Linked DNA regions of Mus musculus: region 1 is linked to region 2. Evidence: chromatin loops called from intact Hi-C (ENCODE). Cell type or tissue: heart. All regions are shown on one strand.

Region 1 (8,000 bases), 56 kb before region 2:
GTCTATCTCTCTACTCCTGGGTGTCCTGGAACTCACTGTGTAGACCAAACTGGCTTCCTCCTGCCTCTGTCTTCTGAGTTCTGAGATTAGATAGAGGATTGTACCACCAGGCCCAACCGCTAATGTATTTTTAAAGTACCTTGATTATAATTTTCTTTGTGTTATCAGTGAAAGTGTTGGGTGTTTGGGGTAGCCTGAATCTGTGTTTCTGGGCCATGGTCACTCATCTCTGGCTCCAGAATGAATTCCTATTCCCTTTGAAATACAAGCCATAGTTTTGTATCTACAGAGCAGATGGCCTGTTCCCCAAATACCATCTACAAAACTTATTACTCATAACAACCAATACAACTACCATTTAATTAATATAATTAAATCCTGGGGTCTCGCTGGGCATGGTGATTCATGTTTGTAATGCCAGGATTTGGGAGCTAGAGGCAGGAGAATTGTTGCAAAGTTGAAGCCAGCCTGGGCTATATATAGCAAGATCCAGAGAAGGTAGGGCAAAATAAAAAGCAAAATGAAAAAGTCAGGTCAGTAGTCCCCAAACCTAGCTGTTTCAAATAATCTAGAGAATTTTTTAATTATATAAATCTCAGGTGGGACCCAAACTAACCCAGAGGACCAGAATGTCTAAGGAGAGGGCGGGGACTTCCTTTCCTTCTGAGGCAGGGTCTCTTGGGCTTACTGTATAGCCCAGGGTGACTTCAAATGCATTATTCTCCTAGTTCCCCCTTCTACCTCCCAAGTGCTCAGACTGCAGGTGGACGCCACTCTGCCTAATTCAAAACTGTGAACTTTTAAAACCTGCTTGTGGTGGACCATTCCTTTAGTGCAAGCACTACAGAGGCAGAGGTAGGTGAATTTCTGTGAGTTCTAGGCCAGCCTGCTTTACATAACTTCTAAAGGAGCCAGAACTCCATATCAAGACCCTTTGAAAAACAAAAACAAAACAAACCAACCCTTTTCTTTGAGCTGGATTGGGAAGGCAGCTCAGTGGAATGTAGAGTTTAGCATGTGACCTCCGATCAAATTAGCATGAAACAAAAACAATCTGTCTTTCCAAACTGTTAGCCACTTATCTGCTGAAATCAAACCATCTCTAATATATATGATGTGTGGGGAAAAAAAGCAAGACAGCTAGGTTGAGATAGTGTCTATATTATTTTTGTGTGACCCCAGTCTACATTGGAGATGGTGGCACATTCCTATAGTCCCTGCTCTTGGGAACAGGCATCCATAAAACCAGAGTTCAAAACTATTTTAGGCCATGAGGCCAGGGACTGGGATACAAGAAACTCTGTCTGAAAAGACTGTCCACCACAGCAGAGATGGCTCAGGGGTTAAGGGCAGGTACTGTTTCTACAGAGGACCCAAGTTCAACACCTAGCACAAATATCAGGTCGCTGTGAACTACCTGTAATGGGAGCTCTGAGGGATGGGACATGCATCTGGCTTTATCAGGCACTTGCACATACACAGACACACATATACATACATAAATAATAATAAAAACTCTTAAAAATAAACTCACCCTCAGTACCACTAACAAGCAACAAATATGAAGAACACTGAAATAGCAGCTCTGCTTACTCAGGGCCAGAAAGTTTGTGGCCTTGTACAAGCTCCCTTGCAACTTCGTTTACAAGAGAAAACCTTTAAGAGAAATAAGCAAGCCAACTCATATCGTGTTACTTCAATTTTGTTTGATCTTTACACATTGATGGGGCAGTGGTTGTGCGCACTTTTAATCCTAGTACTAAGGAAGCAGAGGCAGGGGGATTTCTGAGTTCGAGGCCAGCCTGGTCTACAGAGTGAGTTCCAGGACAGCCAGGGCGATACAGAGAAACCCTGTCTCGAAAAATAAAGATCAGGTTTGGCTCACAGGCATCTTCACCTGTTGAGACATCTTATCAGCTCCAAGACTTTTTTTTTAATGTTGTTGTTGCTTAGGTTTGTTGTTGTTGTTGTTTTCTTTTCTTTTCTTTTCTTTTTTTTGTTTTTTTGTTTTTTTGTTTTTTTTTTTTGTTTTTTGGTTTTTCGAGACAGGGTTTCTCTGTATAGCCCTGGCTGTCCTGGAACTCACTTTGTAGACCAGGCTGGCCTCGAACTCAGAAATCCGCCTGCCTCTGCCTCTCGAGTGCTGGGACTAAAGGAGTGCGCCACCACGCCCCGCTTTACATTTTTTTTTTTTTTTTTTTTTTGGTGTTGCTTGTTTTTTGAGAAGGGCCTTAAGTAGCCCCACCTGGCCTAGAACTCCCTGTGCAGCTGAAGGTGACTTTAAATTTCTGCTTCCAACTCCCACATTCTGTAGTTGCAGGTATTTCTCACCTTCCCCAGCTCAAATTACATCCTTTGAGCAATGTAACTGGGGAAGCTCAATGGGGGTAGGGTGGGATGTAGCTTACTTAGAAGTGTTTACCTAACAAGCACAAAACTAAGTTCAGTGGTGAACTGGGAGATCAAATTCAAGGCCATCCTTGACTATAGAGAGTCCAAAGCCAGCCTGACTGCACGGGACCCTGTCTCAAAAGAAAAATATATGGAATCACAAATATGGCCATAGTGAAGATACTTAAGAAGCCCATAACCATGTCTTGTGATATAATGGTTATTCATCTAAATAGTGAATAAAGTAACTACCTTCCCTTCACTCTGGTCCCTCCTGGAATTATTTTTGTGATGTAAGACTTGTAAAGATTAAGTACACTAGTAGAGTTATCACACATGAAACACTGTCATGTACATAAACACTAAATGTTGCCTAGTACTTTTACAGTGATTTGAATGGCTCCCATGGGCTCATATGATTGAATGCTTGATCCCCAACTGTTTGGGAGGGATTTTAGAGAAGGTGTGGCCTTGTTGGAACAGGTGTGTAGATGGGAGTGGGTTTTGAGTTCTTAAAAACCCACACCAGGCAAAGTCTCTCTCTCTCTCTCTCTCTCTCTCTCTCTCTCTCTCTCTCTCTCTCTCTCTCTCTTCCTCCCTCCCTCCCTCCCTCCCTCCCTCCCTCTCCCTCTTCCTTTCTCCATCCCACCTCCCCCCACCCCCTTCTCTCTGCTTGCTATCTGTGGATCATAGCTCTCAACTACTCCTGTTTCAGCCCGGGCTATTAAAAAAAAAAGTCCCTATTTCAAAAATTAATTAAATTAATTAATCAGAGTCTGGAGCAGGAATGGTGGCACATGCCTTTAATTTCAGCATTCGAGAGGCAGAGACAGAGGCAGATCGATCTGAATTCGAGGCCAGACTGGTCTACAGAGCGGGTTCGAGGACAGCTAGGGCTACACAGAGAAACCCAGTCTCGAAAAAGAAAAAAAGAAAGACAAAATCAGAGCCTGAAGTCCTGTGAAGGAAAAGAGGGATCCAGGATCCATGGTACTGTACCACACAGTTAGAGAAGAGCCAACGCCTGGTCCAGATGGCCTTCCCTAGTCTCTCTGTCTCCTAAAAAAAAAAAAAAAAAAAAAAAAAAAAAAAAAAAAAGTGCACAGCACTATGCTCAGTAGCTCAGACAGGTGTGTAGCACACGCTGTAGGAACTACACTACCCAGCATGCAACTGAAAAAGAGCGGGGCCTTTCGGTAGGGACTAGCGCCCCCACAGAAAGTTTCATTGACTCCTTTCTCATTTCAGCCACCTCCCAACTCTTCAGGCTTCGCCCCCACCGAGAGAGGGCGTGACCTCGAGGAGGCCCACGAGACGCTTCCTCCTTTCCTTCTCATTGGTCCGGCTCAGCTGTCATTCGGGAGCGAGGAGAAGTTTGCTTCCTGATTGGTGAATTCCGTTTGGCGCCAACTAGGAAAGGGGCGGGGCGGCGGCTATCCTGAGTGTGCAGCAATTAACGCTAAGGCCACTTTGGTGGTGAGGGAAGTGAAGGTTCCTTCTCTGCGAGCCGGCTACGGAGCAAGGAGGGAGAAAAAAAGTGAGGCGAGTTAGTCGGAGCGGTGGTCTCAAGACTCTTCCTCCACGGAGTTTGTTTGGATTTAATCTTGAGGTTGCAGGCGCCCGCCCGCCTGCGGGCCTCGCGGGACAGAGAGGGAAGCACCGGTGCTTGTGCCTGGCGCCTGCCGAGTCCCCTACGCTCGCCGGTCCGCGCCGCTGCCCGTGGCGGCCGCGTCTCTGAACCGCGGGGTCGTGTTTGTGTTTGACCCGCGGGCGCTGGTGGCGTGGCACGCGGCTGAAGCCGGTGCCAGCGGGGCGGGGCCCGGCGCAGCGGAGGCGGAGGAAGACGGAGCGGGAGTCCGGGCAGGCCCGGCGGCGCCATGGAACTGGGCCCGGAGCCCCCCCACCGCCGCCGCCTGTTCTTCGCTTGCAGCCCCACGCCTGCGCCGCAGCCCACGGGGAAGATGCTGTTTGGCGCGTCAGCTGCTGGCGGACTGTCCCCTGTCACCAACCTGACGGTCACCATGGACCAGCTGGAAGGACTGGGCAGGTGAGAGACCAGCGAGCGATGCCCCAGGCCGCTGGCCTCTGGTCGGCCCTCGGGATGATCCAGCAGGAAACAGAGTCTGTCCACTTGGTTCTGATGCTCCGACCCGGAATGGCCTGGCTAGGGCCCGCCATGTGCACCCTCCCTCCCGGGCGGAATGTTGGGCGGGAGAGGCCGTTCGGATAGTCCAGGGCTATCCTCAGCCAAGAGCCAGACCGCGGAGATCGAGGAAGCCTGCTGGGCATCCTGTCTTGTTCACCCCTTTCAGATTTCTCTCTACGCTGTCTCTATTCCAGAAAAGTCTTTGGAATCTACCCTTATGGGGGTTGGGAGGGAGGGTGAGAATGGGTCCTCCTAGGCCCTCTTTGCTGAACCACCCGCGCCGGATCTTAGTTTCCTGTAAGCTTTGTTCCTTCTCAACAAAGGGACGTGGCATTTTCTTTTCTTGCATTTGTGTAAAATCTATGCAGCCACCTGGCCGGCACGTTTCTTGTATCTACCCATCTACTACCTTTTTTAAGCTATCACTTTTTACCTAACTTTTCCATATTGGAAATCTTCGAGGACTTTGTAGTCCTACACCACTATCACTAACAAAAATGCTTAACACTATTTTTAGTGAAGTTGCTTTTCCTTCGATGTTGGGTATTTCGCCTCCTAAACTTGTCTTACAACTTTTGCAAACCCTGAAAAGCTGGGACTCCTGGCCTAGTCACCTTTGCCCTTACTCCTGGCTCACTCAGAACCTCAGACTGAGGCTCTCCTTTAAGGAAACCCAGCCCTTGCCACAGGCCTGTCTGACAATGTGGCCCAAGGCCAAACCACTCACTCCTTTCTTTGTTTAAATGCCAACTGGGGTATTCTGGGTGGCCAAGTGGGGTGTCCTTGGCTTGGTCTCTCAAAGATGGTTTGTGGCAGCCTGGCTACTTCGTGGCCTGTATGTCACCTTTTTTTTAATCATGTGCTAGAAATTGCTCATGTGGAGGTGCCTCTCTTGGTTTCAGTGACTGTGAGAAAATGGAAGTGAGAAATAACAGCAGTCTACAGAGAATGGGCTCCTCAGAATCGACCGATTCAGGTATTGCCATTACTGTTCATGTGTGTCTATGTATGTGCTCGTGTGTGTTTAGATCAGAAGGCATCAGAGCCGCTGGAGCTGGAGTTACAGGCCATTGTGAGCTGCCTGATATGGCTGCTGGGAACTGAATTTGTCCCCTCTACAGGAGCACCAAGTGCTACTAACCACTAAGCCACTTATTTTTAAGAATTTAATTAAATCAATTTATTTATTTTGAGACAGGGTCTCACCATGTAGATCACATTGGCCTCTTGCCTCTTGAGTGCTGTGGTTAAAGGCATGGGCCACCATCCATCCCCCTGACCACTCCAGGTGTCCGTTCAGCCTTCACATTCATCTGGAGTCAGCCATTCGGGAAGCATCTTGCCTAGGAATTTAATTGGCAACAGTACACATAGAAATTGTGGTGTGGTGTGGTGTGGTGTGAAGTGACAAACACCCTTTAGTAGAGTACAGAGGAAGCTCCTGAGACAGTTTATGAAGAGAAGAAGCGCCAAATCTTTATTCCAGTTCTTTTTTCTTTTTTTTTTTTTTAATGTGTGCTTTTATATATGTGGATGTTGGCTCACATGCCTCTCGTGTGTGCATGTGGTGTGTACTTTCCTCAAAGGCCAGGAGAGGGTGTCGGATCCCTTGGAACTGAGTTACTGGCGTTAGCATGTGGTGGCTGGGAATTGAACTCAGGTCCTCTACAAGAGCAATTGTGCTCTTCTGAAACATCTCTCTAACGCTACTTTTTGAAGACACAGTGTCACTATATACACCAGATTGGCCCCTTGGAACTGAACTTACCTGGTTGTATTTTTCATACCCCTAAATGAGTACATTTGAAAAAATAACTCCACAAAAACTTAGAGGGGTCAGTACTATCTGGGGAAAAAAAAATCAGTCAATCTTGATATTAGTTGGCCTCTTCAATCTTGTTTCCCTTGATGGTATTTGCAAATAGAGGATCCATGGGTGCACTTAGGAAATGTTGCTTAACACCAGAATGTGTATTACTTCCTAAGAATTTTGTTTTTATTTCTCAAAGGTTTCTGTCTAGATTCTCCTGGGCCCTTGGACAGTAAAGAAAAGTATGTATTCGTTACTTTAAAATTTTCTACTTAGAAGGAAAGTTTTCCTTAAGTAAGCCCAGTGGCACAGGCCTGCGGTCTCAGCTACTCGGGAAGTTAAGGCGAAAGGATCAGACACTCAAGGCCTGTCTGGGCAATGTAGTAAGATCCTGTCTCAAAGTGCAAAGAGCACCCGACTGCTCTTCCAAAGGTCCCGAGTTCAAATCCCAGCAACCACATGGTGGCTCACAACCATCCCTAATGAGATCTGACTCCCTCTTCTGGTGTCTGAAGACAGCTGCAGTGTACTTACATATAATTAATTAATAAATAAATAAATAAATAAATAAATAAAGTGCAAACTCGGTGATAGAGTGCTCGTGTGGTATGTGAGGCCCCAGGCAGGGTGAATCCCTAGAACCTCCCAAAAGGAAGAAACTTGTTGGTTAGCTTTTGATATGGAATCTCATTTTGAAGCCCTGGCTTGCCTGCCTGCCTCATGGGTGCTGGGTTAAAGGTATGCGCTGTTGCTCCTGGTCAAAACTTAATTTTTGAATAACGTTCTTCATACAGTGGACTAGAGCTCTGTAGTTAGCTGTGCCTGCTGAGTTGCTCGGATGCTAGAAACACTACTGGGAATGAGTGCTGCTTCATACCAGCAGTTTGCAGGACTTCCCCCCCTTTAGGTTAGCTGTAATTTCCCCTGCTCTCCTTTTTGACGTTAGGCCTTAAATGAACGGATGTATGTATTGTAGGAGACATCTTGGGGTTTGGGTTGGGTTGGTTTTTTCGATCTGGGGCGCTCCTGAGATCAGAGAACACTATTCTTGTATATGCTACAATGAGAACCATGCCATGCCCCTACTCTAGGTTGAGCAATGTGAATCTGCTCATATGAATATCTCTTTATTCTTATGTTTACCTTTTTGATCTCATTACAGCCTTGAAATTTCCCTGACGAGAATAAATTCCCTACCTGTAAGTTCTGTTGTTTTGAGCTAATACCTGTAAATTGCTCCATCAAACACCTTTCCCTACGATGAGAAAGTGGGCATTGCTTTTCTACATCCCTGTAAACACATAGGCAGTAAGGTATTACCTAGAGGAACTTCAACAGTAACAGCCTCTTGTGGACTTTGTACTCACCTCAGTTTTATCAAACCAGGAAATGTTCTTTTTATGCAAATGTTACTAGGGGGTTGGTATGGCACTATATCATACCTGCCAAGAGGTCAATGCACCTTGTCTGATTAGGTGGAAGGCCATTCTGAGTTAGAGCAGGTTGAACCCCTGGGCACTTATGTGGTGGTAAGCTAGTTTTTCCAAACCCCACTTCATTTCTTTAAGAATTAAAGTTTTGGCTGGGTATAATAGGTCAAACATGTAATCTTAGCATTTGGGAGGCTGAGGCAGGAAGGTCATCTCAAGTTCA
Region 2 (8,000 bases):
CCTCAATCTCACGAGTAGTTATAATTACAGGTCTGTAATTAGGATTAGCAAGAGGTTTTCTACTTTACAGGCAATCTAGAGCCACCTTAGGGACCTAGCTTCTTTTCAGTCTACCTCCTCACCCTTGTCTGTCGCTTCTGGCTTGTTTTAAAATGCTTCTGGCATTATAACCTTATTTCCATTTCAGACATGTAGAGGAAAGGTAACTGAATTGCCTTTTGTTCTTTTGTTTTGTTTTGGTCTCTTGAGCTGTGTTGTCAAACTTGTCCTTGAACAGTTGGTTCTCCTATCTGCATCTTCCAAGTGCTGGGTTATATTTTTTTTGTTTTTTAAAGATTTATCTTAATTATTTTAGGTATATGAGTACACTGTCGATCTCTTCAGACACACCAGGATAGGGCATCAGATCTCATTACAGATGGTTGTGAGCCACCATGTGGTTGCTGGGAGTTGAACTCAGGATGCCTGTAGAAGAGCAGTCAGTGCTCTCAAACACTGAGCCATCTCTCCAGTCCCTGCTCAAGGTTTCTGATTCACTAAATAACAGCTGTGCAATCTATAACAGATATTTTGCTTTTCTGGGTTGTATTAATGGTCTTTCTATGGTTATCTATTTATAGTTCTGTATCTTTCCCACAAAACCTTTACTTTTTTTGTTTATTTGATATAGGGTCTCATGTATCCCAGGCTGGCCTTGAACTCCTGATCCTCCAACTCCCACTTACCAAATAATGGAATTACAAGCACGGACCACTGGACTCTTATTATTGTTGTTTTGCTTCTTGGAGACAGGGTTTTTCTGTGTAGTCCTGGCTATCCTGGAAATTACTTTGTAGGCTGCCTGTCCCTGCTCCTGCCCCTGTCTCTGCCTTCTGAGTGCTGGTATTAAGGTCCTCTGCCTCTGCCTTCTGAGGGCTGGTATTAAGGTCCTGCACCATCACCACACAGCTTATTATTATTATTATTTTTACAGAGACAGTCTCAGCTGGGCTAACCCCATCATCTGGGAAGCAGAATCAGGTGGATCTCTGAGAGTCTGAGGCCAGCAAGGTTTACAAAGAATTCTAGGACAGTCAAGGCTGTAATATAGAGAAACCCTGTTTCGAAAAAACAAAACACAAAACAAAACTCAAAACAAAAAAGACACAGTCTCATTATATGGCTCAGGCTGTTCTTGACCTTAGGTGGCCTAGTTGACCTTAACTTGGTATCCAATTGCCTCAGCACACAATGCCAGGGCATCCTTTTGCTCTCTTAGGTTTTTTTTTTTTTAATTAATTAAAAAAAATTTTAAAAGATTTATTTATTATATCTAACTACACTGTAGATGTCTTCAGATGCACCAAAGAGGATGTCAGATCTCATTATAGATGGTTGTGAGCCACCATGTGGTTGCTGGGATTTGAACTCAGGACCTCTAGGAGAGCAAGCAGTCAGTGCTCTTACCCGCTACGCCATCTCCCCAGCCCTAAAATTTTTTTGAGATAGGCTCTCACCATCTCTCTGGCTTGCATGGAATAAGCTGTGTAAATCAGGCTGAACTTGAGCTCACAGAGATCTGCCTGCCTCTGCCTCTCAAGTGCTGGGATTAAAGGTGTGTATTGTTACATTAGGTTAGTTACTATGATTTTTTAAAATATGATTTAATATATATGAGCACATTGTAGCTGTCTTCAGACACACGACACACCAGAAGAGGGCATCAATTTCCATGACAGATGGTTTTGAGCCACCATGTTGTGGCTGGGAATTGAACTCAGGACCTCTAGAAAACCAGTCAGTGCTCTTAACCGCTGACCCATTTCTCCAGTTACTATGGCTTTAACAGTAAACTATGTCTACTAAATCGTAAGTAACTATGTATGTACTTTAGGACAGTTACTAATATGGATCTCATGTATATTATCATCATCTCCATTTACTGCTTAAATGAATGAGTATTGTGTGACAAAACTTTCCCTGGGGAAATGCAATACAGAAGTCTACTTATCCCAGAGAGGAAACTCATGACAAACCAAAGCCCAGCTTGGTGAACCAATTAGTTTTATTGGGGCTACCTTCAGTACTATGATGAAATATGAGTGAGGGGTTACTGACAGTAGCAGAAATGACTCAAAGACAGCTGAATCACCAAGGCCCACCCCAATACTGGTAACAACTCACAAATTGGGAAAACTGGGGCACACTGCATAGCCTGCAGGCCACTCAATGGGTTGAGTAAGTAAGGCTGGTCTAAACCTCTTCCAGGCGGCTTGGCTGGTCTCTGCTTCTCTCAGGCAGCTGGTCTGGTCTTAAGAGTCTGCAACTTTTGCTCTTCTGAGAATCTTCTTTACTGCGTAGGTCTTCTTTTCTGAGAGGGACGCTGAACTCTGGCAGGAAGTAGCCTAGTAAAACTAGATGGTTTCAGGGCCTTCCTGCTTAATGGAAAGTTCCAATCTTGGAGGAAACTGTTACACAATATCGATACAGAAAGGTTTAGAAGTCTTCCACAGGTTTACATAATTTGTTTAGCCATGCTGAGACTTCATCGGGAATATGGTATTTTACCTTTGGCATCCTATTAGTAACTTTATTGAGAGTGACTATTATCTAATTTTCATAAACGAGGAAACTGAGGCTTACCTTTCCTAAGGCTACAAAAGCACAGCTGTACTTCCTAACCAAGTTCTCCTGGTAACCCCTATATGCCTGAGTTTACAATCCTAGCACCTGGCTACTGAAGTTAAAGCCCCACTAGCCAAACATTGTCTTGTTGACACTGTGGTGTTACTAAACTTGCCTGTTAACATAATGAGAATGAGGAGTGCTGGAGAGAAAATTAAACTATTAAAGATAAGGCTCATAACTAAAACTACAAAGGGCACTGAGGATATATTAACCATGTAGGGCTCTTGTGATGATTAAGATATGTGGATCATGGAATAAGCATAAAGGAGTTGGGTATCACTATTTCTTCTGGACCAGTACTATGCACAGGCAATATAATGTGACCGTAGTGACACTCTAGAGGAGGGGGGCGGGGAGAGGAGAGTAGGAGGAGGTAATTTTAGCTGTGTATGGCGGCTCAAATTTGTAATCTCAACACTCAGGAGGCTGAGGCTGAGGGATTGCCATCACTCTGAGGGAGGTGGGTGATGCAAAGTGAATTTCAGGCCAGCCTGCGCTATGGTGGGAGGCACTGTGCAAAAAACCCAAAACAGAACAAAGGTGATCTTTAAGTTTTCAAGTAACTACGTTGAAAAAAGAAAAAAACTAAAAGAAACATGAAATTATTTAAGTTACTAAATACACTCCCAATTATATAATCAGTTTTTTCTTGTTTGTTTGTTTGTTTTTCGAGACAGGGTTTCTCTGTAGAGCCCTGGCTGTCCTGGACCTTACTTTGTAGACCAGGCTGGCCTCGAACTCAGAAATCCGCCTGCCTCTGCCTCCCGAGTGCTGGGATTAAAGGCGTGCGCCACCACGCCCGGCCCCATATAATCAGTTTTGCATTCAACAATGTTCCTTCTCAACTTGGTCCAGCCACGTTTCAGGCAGCTACTATGAGCTGCGCCCTCAGCTCCCAGTCAGTTCCTCGCGGTTAGCAGTGAACCCAAGGCCCCGCCCCCGCCCCTCCCAGATTACATCATAGAGCCCACCAGTCAGGGCCGGCGGGGCCCACTCAGGCCCACCCGTACGCAGGCGCGTGCGCCTGACACTAGCATCCTTTCTGCTGGAAAAGGAAGCGGCGGCCCTCTCAGAACGGCGGAGGCGGCCTGAGCCTCGCCATTCGCTGAGGCATCCGCGGGCGGGAGGCCGCAGTCTAGACCCCCGACGCGCGCCGCGCCAACGGTCCGCCACTCGTGCTGCTTCCACGGAGAGGGCGAGGAGTAGGGGCCGGCGTGGATTGGTTCGCGGCGCCTCGGCCCGCCCTTCGGTGGCGCCCATTGGCTGGGGCGGCACCCGCTGACGGCGAGCACGCTCCGCCTTCGTGCCGGCCTTCAAGAGGGCGACGAGGAAGCGGCCACCTCCCTGTGCCCCGCCCCTCCGGCTAGGTCTGTGGCTTCTGCGGCTCCTCCCGGCTGCTCCCGGCTCCTCTCTGCCCTCTCCCGGCTTCCTGCGGCTCCGGCTTGGGCTCGGCGGCGGCGGCGGGTAGGTGCGGCTGTGATTGAGATCGGAGGGTCGGCCTCCTCACTAACCTCCACGACTCCCGCCCAGGTTCTCGCGGTGGCCGCCGGGGACCCCGCAGGTCCCTCCCGAGGCGGGGAAGGGCGGTGGCTGTCCGCCTACGGGACGCCGGGGTGGTTGAGAGAGGGGGCCTGGTGGGGGGCCTGCGGGCGTGACCTTCGGAGTTTCTGAGACGCCTTCTGAGGGGACCGTAGGGGGCGAGGCGGGCGGAGAGATTTTGTATCAGGGCTTCGGAGGTTGTGGAGCCGAGGGGCTTGCCTCAGGCTGGGCATGTGCTGAGCCGGGACACTGAGGGTCGACTGCAGCCTGGGCCCTTGGGTGGGGTTCGGGATGCAGAAGGACGCCGGGGTCGTTTCTCCAGGCTTCAGGAGGGGCGTCCGTGTATGTGGGGACTGAGGCGAGCTCTGCGTGTCCCTTCTGGGGGTTATGGGTGGGGCCGAGGGGTGGTCTGGAGAATCCAACTCGAGCCCTTGTGTGCGTGGGTCCCGCACACTTTGGGGACTGACGCGCATCTAGTGTCTGGCTTCGGGAATGCAAAAGGGGTCACGTTAAGGGTGCGGAGTCCGGAAACAGGGACCAGGGCTAGCAGCGGCTGTCGGAAACGTTACTCGGAGCAGAGATTGTGGTTTATTTTAGCACCCGGGACGAGCTCTTTTGGACTGTTACTGTCGGAACTCAACTTTACTTGAGATTGCCTCCTGGGCGTTTTGGGGAGGGTTTGCTTATCTCTTGGATTGTGTAGATTAAATGCATTTGGTCTTTAGGGGAAGAGGCTGATTTCCCCACAGGTTTGTGTTTTAGGAATCCAGAACTCGCCCCCTCCTGGAGCGGAGTTGTAGCCTGTACTTCTCAGGCAAGATTAGTGTTACCCAGCCTTTTGCTGGAATCCCCCTTTCTCCTTGCCCTCCGCTGGTCCAGTTACAGAATTTCTCCCCAGGGCCTCTGCAGTGTTTCTTGCTCCCTGCGAGTGTCTCCCGCCCGTTTTCCTACTGCTGCGCTTTTGGCAACTGCCTCTGCTCTTTCCCAGGGATGGTTGTGGCATTGCATCAGGGGATATTTGTGCTTGTAATTTGCTCACTCAGCCCAGGAGGAGGGAGAATAGTATGGTGTAGAGTTGGGGGGTGGGGGTGGGAGGGTGACAAACGGGAGGGGGGCGGTTGCCGGCAGCTTGGCTGGGTAGGCAGAGCGATGGGTGTGGTAAGGGAAATACAGCTGCTCTAGGCCTATAGGGTAACACTGCCCAGTCATCAGCGCAGAGATTCAAAGACCAGCAGCAGCAGCTATTTTTATAAATCAATCCTGAATCCAAGCTGAGCACATGGATTTAGGGTGAACAGTTGTCATGCCCTGACTATGACAGGCTGAGTGTTTTGTAGACAACACTGCAGTTGCTAAGCAAGAGGCTGGATCTGTCTGTACTATGATGCAGGTACTTGCAACTTTGTAACTTTTTCTCCACTTTGGGGAATATGTTCATGGCTTTTCAATTGATGGAGTCTGATGGTCCATACCATTTCCTTCAAAGCTGATATTTTTAAGTCAGTCATAATCTCGTTTTACACTTAGCTTAAAGTAATTAAAACTATTGCTTTTTGAGCTAGTACCTACCATCTTTCAGGGGTTTACAAAAAAAAGGATTTATGTAGCTGTACATGTGGTTATGAGCCTTCATGTGGTTATTGGCAAATGAATTTTTTTTTCTTTTTAGGACCTCTGCTCGCTCGGGTTAACACTGCTTGCTCTCTGGTCAGCCCCTCTCACCCAGTCCCTGCTTGCTCTGGCTCAAAGATTTATTTATCATTATACATAGGTACACTGTAACTGACTTCATACCCAGCAGAAGAGGGCATCAGATCTCTTTACGGGTGGTTGCTGGGATTGTGAACTCAGGACCTTTGGAAGAGCAATCAGTGCTCTTAATCTCTGAGGCATCTCGCCAGCCCTTCCAGGGGCTTTTTAAATGAAAGCGAATATACTTGCCAGGCAGTGGTGGCGCACACCTTTAATTCCAGCACTTGGGAGACAGAGGCAGGTGGATTTCTGAATTTGAGGCCAGGCTGGTCTACAGAGTGAGTTTCAGGATAGCTAGGGCTACACAAAGGAACCTTGTCTCGAAAAACCAAAAAAAAAAGAAAAAAAAGGGGGGGGGGATATACTGATGGAAACACACTCAGCAGAGATTTATGAGTCAGGTTTCAGTACTTGTTGAAGTATTGATGCCTTGTACACAATTGGATTTAATTATCCACTGGCCCAAAAACACCTCCATTGTTCTTGGTAGCCTAATCAGTAAACCAGTTGATTATAGTATTACAATGAGGGCAATGAAAATGCAAGGGTGTGTCTCTTATTGTATTTATTTTACTTTTTTTTCTTTTTCTTTTTTTTTTTTTTTTTTTTTTGGTTTTTCAAGACAGGGTTTCTCTGTACAGCCCTGGCTGTCCTGGAACTCACTTTGTAGACCAGGCTGGCCTTGAACTCAGAAATCCGCCTGCCTCTGCCTCCCAAGTGCTGGGATTAATATTTTACTTATTTTTACATTTACTGTGTGTGTGTGTGTGTGTGTGTGTGTGTGTGTATGTGTGTGTATGTGCGTGTATGTGTGCACGTGCGTATGAGTGTGGAGGTCAGAGGACAACTTTGGGAGTCAGTCTCTATTTACCTGGGGTTTGGGTATTGAACTCAAATTCAGACTTGGCAGCAAGTGCTTTTATCTGCTGAGCTGGGCGGAGCTGTCAGGTCTTCTCACTATTATATCTTGCTTTTTTTCTTTTCTTTTTTTGAGTCAGAGACAGGGTCTCTCTCGCTCTGGCTGTCCTTGAACCCACAGAGATGCCCCTGCCTTGCCGCTAGAGACTTGTATTATTTTTTAAAATTTTATTTTATGTTTATTTATTTTATGCATGAGTGTTTTGCCTCTGTATGTGCACCGTGTTTAGTGCCCGTGGAAGTAAGGAGAAGGGGTTGGATCCCTTAAGGCAGGAATGGCTCTGAGCTACTATGTGAGTGTTGGGAACCAATCTGGGCCTTCTGCTAGAGCAACAATTGGTCTTAACCTCTGAGCCATTTCCCGTGCTCCTGTTTTGTAGACTTTTGGAGACAAGGTTTTTTCTGTAGCCCAGGCTGGCCTGGAACTTTACTATGTAGTCTGGCCTGGGCCTTAGCTGAGCTCAGAGCAATCCTCTTCATCCATATTCCTTTATTTTTTTGTTCTTTTGTTTTTGTTTTTTTGAGCCCTGGCTATTCTAGAACTCCATTTGTAGACCAGGCTGGCATTGAATTCAGAGATTCACCTGCTGCCTTAGTTAGATTAAAAAGCATTCACCACCGATGTGTGTCCATGTATACCCCACTCCAAGACAGGGTTTGTCTCTGTAGCCCTCCCTGGCTGTTCTGGAGCTCTGTAGACCAGGTTGGCCGAGAACTCAGAGATCCACTTGCTTCTGTCTCCTGAATGCTAGGATTAAAGGCATGAACCACCACTACCTGGCTGTGCTTAAGCTTTTCAAATGTTAGGATTATAAGCATATGCTTACTGTACCTAGATTGGGGTATGTTCCCAATATTTTCCCTTTTCAGGTTGAAAAACAAATCCATTCATATGTTTAACAGTATGCGTATGGTAAAATCTCAAATATACAAATAAGGTTACATTTTATATTAAAGTATTTTCTATTGTTTGCTGACAACTGAAGGAAGCACCTGGATTTTCTTTTTTCCGCTGAGATTGGGGTCTTGTGTTGCCCAGGCTGGTCTAAAAGCTCCTGGACTAAAGCCATCTTCTTGCTTGGGAATATCACAGTTCTATATCAGCATTCAGCTTTGGTATTATA

The links. Peaks named below come from ENCODE experiments on the same cell type or tissue, not always from the same donor. Only the 100,000 strongest peaks of a DNase experiment are listed, where the experiment ranks them.
Region 1: it touches region 2 in a loop (3-fold over the local background); 2 of 42 quality-filtered maps call a loop at or near these places.

Annotation. Positions count from the first base shown.
Region 1 is chr9:109,871,722-109,879,721 of GRCm38, forward strand. Cdc25a (cell division cycle 25A) reads left to right here and starts at 3,858. Exons shown (of 15, transcript NM_007658.3): 1 at 3,858-4,438; 2 at 5,440-5,513; 3 at 6,547-6,589; 4 at 7,510-7,546. The coding sequence starts at 4,269. In heart, a CTCF peak has its summit at 3,616; a DNase peak (open chromatin) is centred at 3,730; H3K4me3 peaks cover 3,140 bases; H3K27ac peaks cover 2,387 bases.
Region 2 is chr9:109,927,810-109,935,809 of GRCm38, forward strand. Map4 (microtubule-associated protein 4) reads left to right here and starts at 3,965. Exons shown (of 19, transcript NM_001205330.1): 1 at 3,965-4,131. In heart, CTCF peaks have their summits at 4,085 (motif pointing left) and 5,028 (motif pointing left); DNase peaks (open chromatin) are centred at 3,862, 4,632 and 5,252; H3K4me3 peaks cover 3,056 bases; H3K27ac peaks cover 2,600 bases.